Linked DNA regions of Homo sapiens: region 2 is linked to region 1. The links are chromatin contacts, found by Hi-C in ENCODE. All regions are on one chromosome and are shown on one strand. The core of a region is the stretch at or near the end of the contact, and the rest is flanking DNA. Distances in the headings are between cores, read along the strand shown.

Evidence for each region. A loop is a pair of places that touch in the nucleus more often than their neighbours do. Pooled maps may share reads with other maps.
Region 2: a pooled map shows a loop between it and region 1 (3-fold over the local background). The contact joins two enhancer-like sites. A Hi-C loop is called at or near these places in 2 of 37 single-sample maps with no recorded cell type and 2 of 50 pooled maps.

Annotation. Positions count from the first base shown.
Region 1 is chr6:15,618,895-15,625,774 of GRCh38, forward strand. All of the region lies in intron 5 of DTNBP1 (dystrobrevin binding protein 1), which reads right to left. Among named protein-coding and RNA genes, the nearest start is that of DTNBP1, 41 kb to the right of the region's middle. RefSeq lists an enhancer at 2,861-2,960. Within about 2 kb of position 3,622, at least 20 of the 41 ENCODE cell types and tissues checked have a DNase peak (open chromatin) inside an H3K27ac peak, as active enhancers do.
Region 2 is chr6:14,660,469-14,667,348 of GRCh38, forward strand. All of the region lies in intron 1 of LOC101928354 (a long non-coding RNA gene), which reads right to left. It overlaps LOC102724463 (a long non-coding RNA gene), which reads left to right. Exons shown (of 3, transcript XR_926514.4): 1 at 1-1,382; 2 at 1,741-1,853; 3 at 4,578-4,795. Among named protein-coding and RNA genes, the nearest start is that of LINC01108, 380 kb to the left of the region's middle. RefSeq lists enhancers at 727-806, 897-1,016. Within about 2 kb of position 3,788, at least 7 of the 41 ENCODE cell types and tissues checked have a DNase peak (open chromatin) inside an H3K27ac peak, as active enhancers do.

The DNA of each region.
Region 1 (6,880 bases), core at 2,372-4,871:
GTAAAAAAGATTTAAGTACTATCATTCGCAGCAACATGGATAAGCCTCGAGGACATTATGTTAAGTGAAATAAGCCAGGCACAGAAAGATAAATACTGTATGTTTTCACCCACATGTGGAAGCTAAAAACGTTGATCCCAGGGAAGTAGAGGGTAGAACAGTGTTTACTAGAGGCTGCTGGGGAGGTGGGCAGTAGCCAAAGGTTGGTTAACAGATACAAAATTACAGCTAGATAGGAAGAATAAGTTCTAGTATTCTATAGCACTGTAGGGAGAGTATAACAATTTACTGTACATGTTCAAATAGCAAAAGAGTGGATTTTGAATGTTCCCAAAACAAAAAAATGATGTTTGAGGAGATGGATATGCTGACTACCTTGATTTATTACACACTGTGTACATGTATCAAAAATCACACTGTGCCCTATAAATATACACAATTATGTGTCAATTAAAAATAATAATAAAAGCAAAAAATATACGTAAATACTTAAAAATTTTTTAAAAGAAAAGAAACTGGGAGAAAATCATTGCAGAACATACATGATAAAGGACTGTTATCCAAAATATTACAAAGTACTCAATTTGCAACTGAGGGACAGTCTACAAAATATCTGATCACCATGTCTCAAAAAATTGTCATGGTCATCAAAAACAAAAAATGTTTGAGAAACTGTCAGAGCCAGGAGGAGCCTAAGAAGACAAGATGACTAAATTTAATGTGGTCTCCTGAATGAGACCTTGGAACTGAAAATAATATTAAGTAAAAAAAAATTAATAAAGTATGAATTTTTATTAATGAAGATTTTATTTTTAATTAATCTTTGTTTGATCCAAACAGCTATTAGATAATCCAGAAGTGTTGACATTTTCTCTTTTTATCCTCCTCTCAAGCATTTATCCTTTGAGTTAGAAACAATCCAATTACATTCTTTAAGTTATTTTAAAATATACAATTAAGTTATTATTGGCAATAGTTACCCTACTGTGCTATAAAATAGTAGGTCTTATTCCTTTTTTTTTTTTGACACTTTCTAATATCCTAAATTTTAACTCTATTAAATATTTGTGCTTATAAAAACTCCCTCTCCTCTCTGCTAGGGTGTAAGGCTTAAAAACATGAATTTGGTCGGGGGGGAATAACATTTTATTCAAAAGTGAAAATTTGATGACAAGCAGTTTAGCAGTTTTCTTCAGACATTTTAGGTACTGACTTTTATCATATTAATATATCACGGTAAATCTGGAAAAGGCTAATAATAATGTAGTTCATGGTGCTTTTGAATCTAGCTTCAGGGACCACATCAAACAGCTACTATATGTGATTATGGAACGCTTAAATGAAACAATTTGTAAAATCTAAATTTTAGCCAATAACTGTATTTAAGATTTTAAAGAATGTCATAAATGGTACATAAGGAGTTTATATGGGGGAATCAGGCAAAATGATGTACTGCCATTTATATATATATTTTTTTGTAGAGACGAGACCTCACTATGACCTGGCTGGTCTTGAACTCCTGGGCTTGAGCGATCTTCCTGCGTTGGCCTCCCAAAGTGCTGGAATTACAGGTGTGAGCCACCCCACCCAGCCTACATTGTTTTTTGTTTTATTAAATGAAAAACTGACTAGGAGATTCAGCTTGGGAGCTAGTACTCCTAGTACTAAAGAAGCAATATTCAGCTCATTCTGTTATAACTAGTCTGACATGGTCTTAAAATGTATAAAACACTATCATAGCTAATAGGATTATTTAAAAGGCTGTTTCATTTTGATTAGTGATAAAAACTAGAATAGTTAAATTTAATATAGACTCCATTTAACTCTAAGCTACTTGGTGCATTCAGTATCGTGCATGTATGCTTAGCATATGGGGGACGGGTTAAGAGCTAGGCTTTGAAGCACAAGCTTAAAAACCCAGCTCTGCTCCTGCCAGATGAGATGCAATGTGATACCTCGTCTGTGAAGAGAGAGCTAACAACACATATCTTGCAAAGCTGTTAAAAGGATTAAATGAGCCGAAGTACCTAAACTTAATACTTGACAGTAAATAATTAATGTTTGAATATAAAAAATAGAGAAAATTTTTAGATTAGCTAAGTTTTATATTTAATAAAAGTGATTGAAAACTAATAATTTCATTGACCAGTAATGATCATGATGTAAACAAGATCTATGGATCTATTAGATCAAAATGTCAACAACATTTTCATTTTTATCTTACAAACTTACACACCTATAAGTTATTTTCCAGGCTATAGTCTTAGACTTAAGATCTCCTACAGGTAAAAGGAATTAAATTTCAAATGATTTTTCTGAAAAGAAACTATGTAATGGAGCCAACAATTATTCTATGCTGGAAAATGTGTATGTTCTTTTTACCTCTTTAATCTTTATCTGGACAGATGGCAATTTCCATTTAGATTCTAGCTCTGTTGGTTGACTACAGAGCTAATGAGGCCAGGAACTTAAATGAGGTTGATCTCTAGGCAGGCCAATTAATTTCTCACAGACAGAAATTCTGTTCTAGGTACAAATTGTACTTGCTGCCCTAGTCACTCTTTTGTTAATAACGTGGGGACCAGATGAAAACATGTGAGTGGTTTATCAACCTGGAATTCCTAATGAGAAACAAACTGTACATACTTCTGAATAGGACGGCCTCATGCTCTTGTGCTGAATGACAAATTTAGACTAAAAATGCTTGAAATAGTCCGTGGTCATTTTACTGCTAACACCAAATTCATATTTATGTTCTCCCCTTTAAAAAGCTTCACAGGCTCCCCAGCCCTTTCAAGTTAAACTCCTTATCATTCAGAGAGCTACTGCTCTCTGGCCACAAACTGTTTACTTCACTTCTTTCCTTCACATATTCTACATTACAGCAAAACAAGAGGAGTACTGAGCGTTGGTGCCTCCTCCTCCTTGCCTCTGCCTGTCCCTAACCCCGGCCTGTCTTTTCAGGCTTAGGCCAGTGGCAGCCCGCCCTCCTCCCACAGGGCTCCCTTCCTCTTCTGTGCTTCCCCAGACCTTTCAGCCTCACACAGGACTCACATTCTGACTGATATCATCCAACCAGTTGTGTACTCTCATATCTCTCAGGAATCAGTAAGGGCCTTAAAGGTGCAGACTGTATTTTTGCTTTTTTGCTATCCCCTAATAACCCTGTCTGTTGAATTCAATAAAGAATAATTTCTGGTGATAGAATGATTTTATTACTCTAACATGTAAAATAACTGAGAAGGCAAAACTATTCATGGTCATCTAGTTTAAATATTAAGAGACTATGCCAAATTTTGTAAAAGAATAAACATGAGCAGAGAACTTAGAAAACATTAAACAACATGATGATACTTTTAGTATATTAAACCAGGTCACATTATCAGTGACTTAAAACAGAAGAAATGATGAAAATTTTCCATTTTAACACTTAGCAGACTTGAAATCAGTAACAAAATATAAAATAATTGCATTGAAAAAAATAAAGGTTCATCCCCTTATATTAAACTTAAAAAAGCTCTTCATATAATAATGACAAGTACATACGTAATGTGTATTCCGAATATTTTATGTTGAATTTAAGTTAGCAGAAATTTAATTTCCCTGTCACAGCCTGCTCATTTCCTGTTGCAAAACAAGTTGCATATATGAGTACATTTGGTAACCAACTTAGGATGCATATACATAAAATACTAGCAGGCCTCCATGGACACAAATATACCTTTACAAGAAGCTCAAGCCTCACCATTTTGCTCGCTATAACAACCGCATATGTCTCATTTAGTGATCAGTGAAAGAGATAGGTAGAATTTTATTGTGAAAAGCCATTTGGGAATGCCTGACAGCTGTGCAAAAAAGAGCTTCACAAATTTTTGCAAGAAGGCCGTCCCAGAGGAAAAGCAATTCTGTTTGGAATTTTTCTTTGTGCCATTTGTTTCAAATACATATCATCTGTAGTGTAACCACTGATATATAAAGAATGAAGCAGCACACTAAAATTATTTCCCACTTAATGAGTTATTTTCTAACAAAATAATTAGCCTTATGGAACAAAGAACTCTCCTTGGCTGCAAACCCATAGGTCACAGAGGCCAGGTACTGAAAGACCACAAGACTGTTCAAATGCTTACGTTACACTTTTATGTACTAAGGTAATAAGGTAATGATGGTATGAATAAGGAAACTTTAAGAAGTACATTAACTTGCAAAAGCCATTATGGAACAAATGAGATCTATGTAGTAGCCTAAAAGGTGTCTAAGAGAATTAATGTGCCTCTTGAAGGGTCTAGCCTCAGAAAGGAACCTGGACATCTGATAATCTAGTCCATGAAAAACTGACAGAGCTATGATAATCTCTTTGTTAGATGCCCTCTAAAATTCTGTACAGAAAAAAGCAAAATAATACTGTATCAGGCTAGGTCAAACCAAAAGAAAAACACAAACTCAGTATACGGCTGCTATTCTCTTATATCTAAGAATTCTTATCTAAGAGTTAACAGCATCTTCTGGCTGGGTACAGTGGCTCAATCCTGTAATGCCAGAGCTTTGGGAGGCTGAGGCAGGAAGATCGCTTGAGTCCAGGAATAGTCTGAGGCTGCAGTGAGCTATGATCACATCACCATGCTACAGCCTGAACAACAGAGTGAGACTCTGTCTCTTAAAAAAATTAAAATTTTAAAACAAAAACAAAACCCAGAATCTTCTGTTCTAGATGAAGGGAACAGTCTTTTAAAAATAGGTCATATAAAATAAACTAAGAGAAAATTCAAAGACAAGGCTTTAACATTTTGAACTTCAATAAAGGAATAGGATTATACTACCCTCTAGTGGAAGTTCAAGATAATTCAGTATATACTTTTCAAACATATTTTTCCAGTTTTATGATTAAAAAGCACTGTGGTTTTTCACAGAATAAGAAAGTGCATAGAATCTGGATAAAAATATTCCATTGTATGCTTACACACCTTCAATGTACAGAATACTAATATCACCACATTGAATCTTGTGGTTTTGCATTCTAAACTGTTTTGCAGCACAAGCTAAACTGCCTAACATCCATCCAAACCCTCGTGTCACAGAATAATGGTTTTGTGAATTCGCAAAGGCTAGAGAGGCCCCCATTAGAACGTCAGCATCTTGATGGCAGGTGCCCAGCCTTGTTCACTGCTGTGTGTCCAGAGTCTGTACGCAGTGCGTGGTGCGTGGCAGATGCCCAGCATGTACCAGGCACTGTGCTAAGTGGTTACGTTTGTCATCTCCTTTAATCCTCCAAATACCTACAAGACAGGTATGCTCATCGTCATTTTGCAGACAAGAAAACTAAAGCTTGGAGCCATTGAGAAATCTGCACAGTTTTTAAAGTGAGGAAGTTGGATTGGGAGCCAAACCCGATCTGTCAGTTCATAGCCCTTGTTTTCCAGTTCCCAGCATACCCTTATTACTTATTTTTAAAACGACAAACCTTACCAGTAAGTATCAATTAAATAGGCTCCTGTAAGCTGGACTGAAGCCAATATGAATGGATCATCTGTTGTAACTTAACAATTCCCAAGGGGCTAGGTACCAGGAGCCATATTAATGAAGCCATGGGATAACACAGCTAAAAGCATCATCAAAAGTCCAAATTGCTCACATAACATAAATCCTTTGCCCTTCAATAAAAGCAGGGCCTCTAGAGAGCAAAGTAAGACCAAAAGAGTGAAGCAGCCTGGAAAATGGAGGGACTGACAGGATATGGTGTTACATTTGACAGTGAAAGGGCAACAAGTTCAAAGAAGTTAGGGGGACCCTGTGACTAAATATAATCGGTTACCATTTTCTTCTAAGTTTGTTTTTATTTTTTATTATTGCTTAACTATTTAAGCTTTGTAATATTATGTCAAGGTATTTGGGTAATAATAGGAGAGATTTTGAGGCTTCCAAAAAAAAAAACCCAGTAAATGAGTAAGCATTTAAAACACTAAATGTTTCCAAAATCTAAGACTGATACATAAATGCATCAAAATGAATTCATAAAGTACATTAATGGTACAGATACATGTTTACACAACTCACTCCATCAAATTTGGCTTCAAAGTGTTTGTTTTCCTACTGTAAAGAATATCGTCAGCAATGATTCTATAAAGCTTAAATTGCTTAGCTAAAAGCCTCATGATTTTAAAACAACTCTCTCTGGGCTTATTCTAGGCCAACAAATACTAACTAGGTCTCTAAAATTCCAAGTTTTGATATGCTATCTTCCACAGTCATTCATTACTAATTATAAATATCAGGCAAATAACAGCAATAGATTAAAACCCAAAGGAAGCATGTATTTCAAAGGCTAACAGATAATTCAGATTGGCAATATATATGAAAAGCAACCATCCAGACATACCTTCTAAAAAAAACTGAACTAACTCTCTAAAAAGAGCTCAATATCGGTTAGACATAGATGAGAGGAAAAAAATGACTCAAATTAATTTAGCAGTGATTAACCAGAACAGTATATCAGATAATGTTTTAGCTTTCATTTGTCTTTAGTGTTAGATGTTCTCAGATTACTAAAAAAGAGAGGATTCAAGTGAACATTTGGAAGGCCTACCTTGTGCATTTAAGAAGCCAAAATGCAGTTTCTGAAGAATAAGGTCATGTGTCACTAAACATCAAACATTTTTCAGGATATTAGAATCCTAATTGGGAACGAACATACAATATATTCTATGAAAGACTTATAGAGACTGCATTTTCTAAACAGAATTGACTATGAAAATAATGAGAACTGTGGCAGAATGCATTTAATCAATAGAGTGGTATTAAGCAAACAACAACTATCCGTAAACAGATTTACTCTCAGCTGGGGAAATAAAAGAGGTTATCATAAGAGAACATGTCTGCAAAG
Region 2 (6,880 bases), core at 2,538-5,037, 960 kb before region 1:
TAAAAAGATGAATGAGCTCAGGATGCTAAGAAACTTGGAGTCTGATAAGAGATAAGGAAAAATTTTTAAAGGCAGTTATGGTATAGGAGCATGCAGGCAAGTCACCTAACCCAGTCTTGGAGGGTAGAAAAGGTTTGAAAGGAAGTGCTATTGAAGCTGAAGCCTGAAGCTAGTCAGACAGGTTGCAATAATCTAGAAGAGGAAAGAAAACAGCGAGAGCATAGGCAGGAGAAATAGAGGAAAGTCATCAAATTAGAGATTTAGGAGAGAAAATCGACAGAATTTTCTAATGGCTATTCCCTTGTGTGTTACAGATTATGATACAGAATAGAGAAGAGGAGCAAATGCAAAGATGATTCCTTTGACAAGATGAAAAACGGTACTCTAATACACCTGCTTTGTAAGTCTCTATTTTCACACATAGCAGGCTTGTTTACAGCTGGCTAAAGATCTGCTGCACAGCAGCACTGACCCCACTGCATTCTTTCTACACCAATAAATTTCCTCTGCTGCCTCATTCAGATAGCCTAGCTGCTGTTTAGAGTGAAATTCTTCCACCTTCAAGCAAGAATCAGAGGTTCTTTCAGGCTTCACACAATAATATGATGAAGAGGCACGCTGAAGGTGAATAAACACTAATTTGTTTGCGTGTGAATAAGGCATCATTTATGTAGCAACTTCTACAGATTGGGTACTGGAGATTTTTCCAAAACGAATAATGCTCCTGCTTTTGAGCTTACAATGTAGTAGGAAAGATAAACAGAGTGTGATAAGTGACATCATAAAGGCACAAACAAATTCCTGTGAGCACAAAGTGGAAAGCCCCTGAGCTGGAAAATAGCACTGAGGTGGTTTCATGAAAGAGGAAGCAGCAAGGCTGGGCCTTGAAGAACGTGAAGGAGTCACCCAGCTAGAGAGGGCAGGAGGGTGTTCCACGAAGTACAAACATCATGAACAGAAAGTCAAAGAGTGAAAGTGAAGGGAGGATTGGGGAGCAGTGAACAGACAATGTGAGAGAGCTGCGGCACCATGGAGAAGAGTAATGAGAGGGACATCCTGAAGGAAAGACAATATGAAGGACTGTCGATGCCAAAGAAAGGACTTTCAGCCATATGCACGCAATGGGGAGCAATGCAAGATTGTCAACCAAGAGACTGAGGTGACCAGATCTGCTTCACAGCAGCAGCAGCAGCAGTGTACATGGAAGATTAGAGGACCGAGAGAGATGCATGTCAGGAAAATCAGCTAACAGACTCTAAAATAACTAAGACTTGAGAAAGATCTGGATCAAAGCTTTAACAGCAGCAATAAAGAAAAAAGAAGAGACATTTCTGTAATCAGATCTAGAAAAGTTGATGACCCCCAGGATAACAGCCATGAAAGTGAGAAGTGCAGGACACAATGGTTTAAGCTTGGAATCTCAGCCACTCCGAAGTCGCTGAGGCAGGAGAATCACTTGAGCCTAGGAATTTCAGGCTGCAGTGAGCTACCTACAGTTGTGCCACTGTACTCCAGCCTGGGTGACAGAATGAGACCCTGTCTCTTAAGAAAGAAAAGAAAGAAAGAAAGAAAAGAGAATAAGAGTGTCTAGGGTTTCTAACTTGGCCATTTTATCGTTAAGGGAGATAAGTCAAGAATAGGAAAAGAATGTGCATACTGGGGAAGACCATGTACACTAAAAAGCAGAGCTTGTCATCTGTGCTGACTCCTTTTTTCTTCTTGTCTTCTCTACTTCTCAAGGTGCTGCTACCACAAACATGAGGAAACTTCTGTTAGGAGTTCAACCTTCAGAGAGGACAGCTGGCAGTGCAAGATGGTGACAGCCCTGCAATCAGGAGAAGAAAGTCATGAGAGTAAGGAATGATGGAGAGGGATGAGAGCGTTTTCTAGGATTTGAAGAGTTAAGAGACTCTGAATAATTGGCAGGGGAAGCTGGGATGGAGAACAAAGTAGGAGAAGAATCATTTGCTGTGAACTCTGTATTTGGATTCCATTTTTGATGATCTTTGAAAATGGGAATAAAGGATTTGGGTTATTTTTAAATTCCTTTGGAGGCTAGACAGTTTCCCTAAATTCAGCATTCCCTTTGAAACTAGACCGCATGAGTCTCTGGTTTGTGCAGGGTTACCCTGGGTCAGAGTTGCCTCTAGAATAAGCAATGGGTAAGTCCTTGAGCTGTTGGAAGCGCATGGAGTGCCTGACAGTCTTCTGCACATTAGGCATAGGGGACCCTTTTGGGGGAAGAGGATGAAGAATAGGAGGGGTGATGGGAGCATGTTGGGTTGTGCCAGTTTAAAGAGAACGTGAAAAAGATAAGCAAGCAAATGAGGCTGCAAAAGAGGAATCATGGGAGAATGAGGAAAATTAAGTGATCATAGCATCCCTGAGGTCAAAAGAGCAGGGGTTTCAGGGAGAGTGCCAGGGCATTAGTTAATACAAAGAAGAGACCACTGGCTTTGCACCCTGGAGGTCAATGCTATCCTCTTCCTAATCCATTACTATAGAGTGATGGGGACCAGCGTTTGTGTATTGAGGAGATAATGAGAAGTGTAAATGGAAAACAACCAGAAGATAACAAGGATAAACAACTCTTTCAAAAATATAGTCACAGGTCACTTAACAGGACTACATTCTGAGAAATGCACTATTAGACAATTTTATTGTTGTGCGAACATCAACAGAGTAGCTTACACAAACCTAGATGGTGTAGCCTACTAGGCTAGAAGGTGTAGTCTATTGATCCTAGGCTACAAACCTACACAGCATGGTACTGTACTCAATACTGTAGGCAACTATAACACAATGGTAAGGATTTGTGTACCTAAATATACCTAAACATAGAAAAGGGCTAGGTGCAGTGGCTCACACCTGTAATCCCAGCACTTTGGGAGGCTGAGGCAGGCGGATCACCTGAGGCCAGGAGTTTGAGACCAGCCTGACCAACATGGCAAAACCCGGTCTCTACTAAAAACACAAAAATTAGCTGGGCATGGTAGCACATGATTGTAAAATCTCAGTTACTCGGGAGGCTGAGGCATGAGAATTGCTTGAACCCAGGAGCTGGAGGTTGCAGTGAGCAGAGATCACGCCACTGGACTCCAGCCTGGGCAACAGAGCAAGACTCTGTCTCAAAAAATAATAATAATAAATTAAAAAAATAAACATAGAAAAGGTACAGTAAAAATATTGTATTATAATTTTATGGTACCACCATCATATATGCAGTCCATCATTAACTGCCACATCATTACATGGTACATGACTATATTTAATGGCTTAAAAACACAGAGATGTGCAAAATCATTTATGTCCAAGGGTTATTTGTCATAAAAACATAATGTACATAACAAAACTTGGGACAACCTAAAACACCAATACAAGGTATTGGCTAAATTTTAAAAGTGTTTTAGAGAAGCGTATTTAATAGAAGAGGAAAATGTTCACTGTTTAAGTGAATAAAACAAGATACAAAAGGCATATACAGTATGAGTTCAATTTTTTTCATCTATACAATACAGGCATAAAAATATTAAAATGATATATATTTGATAAACTGATAGGTAGATTTCATTTTCTTCTTTGTGTTATTCTGTATTTCTCTAATTTTCTGAGTTCATTTGGATGCTAAAGAATGTCTGTTTTTTTACTTAGGAAGAGAGTGGTTTTTCTGTTTGTATATTTTGGTATATTTTGGTTTGAGGTTTCGGTGGTTTTTTGTTTTGTTTTTGTCTTGAGTGATAGTACGTATATGAGATCATGTACAACTACCTACTGTTGCTCTCTTCCACTGGGATGTTTTTGATGTAATGGCTATGCATCTCGGCCTTGGGGGGCCTAGTGCAGCCTAGTGCAATGTCAAAGGGGCTGTCACCTGGTTCTTGCTGCCACCTGCCTGTGCAGGTGGCTGCTGAGGCAGCCTTTGGCCCACAGGTCCCCTGAGACATCCTTTGCCTCTGTCTGCCTTCCTGGCCCACTGGCTCTCCTGACCAGTCTAAGCACAGATGAGTGGAGGGCGGGGGGAATCGTCCTGGCCTGGCCTGTGCCACACTGGGGCTTGGGAGTTTCTGCAATGTCTGCTGAGGCCCCCCGCCCCCATCCTGGTCTGACTCTGCAGCCAGCTCCAGGAAGTAGAATGCAGGCTACTCTCTCCATAAGATCATGCTTTACCCACTGTCTTTCCTTCTTTCTTAACCCCAGGGAAACCTCATCTAGATTTGAGGATGAGGACGGGTGTAGGGAGCCAATCTCATCCTCTGACATTTCTCCCTAAGGGCGCAGTCCTTTGAAACACGTGTAAGTCAGCAAAAGGCACCCAGGCTATTTGCTTTCCCTCCTACCACATCCGTCCCCTGAGGCAACAAGCATTAGATGGCCTGGCTGCTTTGGGGGAGGGAGGGGCTGGCAAAAGGAGAATGATGGAGCTGGAAGGAGAGACAGAGTAGCCCTAGGTTAACCCTTCAAAACCATTATCCTGATGTGCAGATGTCGACAGAAAACAGCAAGCCTCTCAGTGCCAGCCTGCGTGCTGGAAGTGCACATGCATTATTAATTCACTGGGACATTTTTACCCTTTCCAGCCTGTTTCTCCAGGTTTCCCGCCTCCTTCCACCTTCTGTACAGGACACACCAGTTCCCTCAAGCCCAAAATGTGAGCAGCTGTCATTCTCTGCATAGCCAAGCTCGGCAGTCTGCCGAAAGGGACAAGCCAGTCCCGCAAAGGAATGATGTATGCCAAAAGATACTGCATTAGGATCTTCATTAACTGGAGGGCCAATAAATTTATGAAAATCATGAATCAGTTAATCCATTCCTTACGATGAATAGCTAATTAACATGAGGACAGGGCCTGACCCTTCTATTCATCTCTACTCACTCCTGAGCTTCCTGTTACAGACAGGCTCCAGGGCAGAAAACAGAACCCACATTGGCTAGCGTGTGTTCAGGTGGGTCCCCATGGGGCAAAGCCGAGGGGATGGACTAAACACAACCTTCTCTTAATGTTGGGACTTTCTCTGAGAGTGCATTCTTATTTCTAACTTTTCATTATGAAAATAGTCAAACACAAGTGTAGCAAGGTCTTACAAATTTATGGGGCCGGGTGCGGTGGCCTGTAATCCCAGCGCTTTGGGAGGCCAAGGCGGGCAGATCACCTGAGGTCGGGAGTTCAAGACCAGCCTGCCCAATATGGAGAAACCCTGTCTCTACTAAAAAAGAAAAAAATACAAAATTATCCGGGTGTGGTGGCGCATGCCTGTAATCCCAGCTACTCGGGAGGCTGAGGCAGGAAAATCGCTTGAACCTGGGAGGCGGAGGTTGCAGTGAGCAGAGATCGTGCCATTGCACTCCAGCCTGGGCAACAAGAGTGAAACTCCATCTCAGAAAAATATATATAGATATTATGTTTCATCATCCATTTTAAATATAAGTTGGACTTTCTCATACCAGAAGCATGTGAAACAGTTTCCAGTTCTCTGCCTCCTCCCAGTTCCTCAATGTGATGAATCCACGTATCTGCCTTACACAACTGCCTCCTGGCAGCCAACTTCCTATGGGACATATAGACACAGCCCACTTGACTCACCCTGACCCCGCACCCCAGGCGGACTATGCAGATATGACTCAACGACCACTTCTCAGTCATAACGTTAGCTGGTGGGACTCCTGCCTGCTTGCTCTAAATCCACCAATGACAACTCCTCAAGGGAAACCCATCTGGGTAATTCCCTGGATCCCAACAAAGGCTCTGGCCCACAAGTCCCTTCCCCAGTCTCCAACCCACTGGTCGAGCACATATGTCCCAGACAGCTCTCCTCTTCCCATTCGCCCTGAGGTTGCTGTCTTGTTCTCTCCAGGATCTGTAAATAATACACTGCTTCAGTTATTTCATGCATTTTCTTTTGCCTCCTCTGGGTCTTACCTGACTGACACACTCAAACCTAACTAACTTCTTTCCCATTCAGGGCTCTCCTAGAGCGTGGCTATCTTAGTAGGAATAAGCTAGACACAGGTCAGACGAGAGCACAAGTATAAGTGAGTTTCCTGTGAGAGGGACACCTGGTCACAGGTGGAGACACTCAGGCATGAGGCCGTCCACCAGGATAAAGAAGTACCTTGTGAAAGGCACATTGTAAACATCTACAACCAAATAACTACTCTCCAGAGAGAGACCTCCAGACCAAATTAGAAAGAAAAAAAATACAACATTGTTTAAGTCGATAATAGCACAATGAACCTGATAGACCCATCACCCACCTTCATTAATTATCAATACATGACCAATCTTAGTGCATCTGTGCACCACCTTTCTGGATCATGTTAAAGCAAATCCCAGGTATCGCATCATTTCATCTATAATTATCCAGCTATGTCTCTAAAGGAATGAGGACTTTTTAAACACATAGCCACAATACCATACTAACATCTTTAAAAAATAATTCCTCAATATCACCAAATATCCTGTCAAAGTTTACCTTTCCTCATGAATCTTAGAATTTTTTAACAATTTGTTTAAATTGGGATCCTATTGAGGTGCCACACCGTGCAATTTGTTGTTATGCCCCTTATTATAAGACTCTTTTAATTTATAGCTTGCCCCCATCATTGCTTCTTCCTTGCAATTTTTGTTCAATAAACCATGTCATTTGCCCTTAGCATTTGACACAGTCTGGATTTTGCTGATTGCATTCCTGCAGTGCTGGTTGCCTTGTGTGTGTGCATGTGTGTGCACACACGTGTGTGCCTCATATTTCTTGTCCTGTAAAATGAAATTAGATATAGAGGCTTAGTTCAGATCAGTTTTTTTTTTTTTTTTAGGGTTTTTTGGTTGTGTTTTTTTGGCAAAAACTTCAAAGGTGGTCGTATATACTCCCATCAGGAGTGA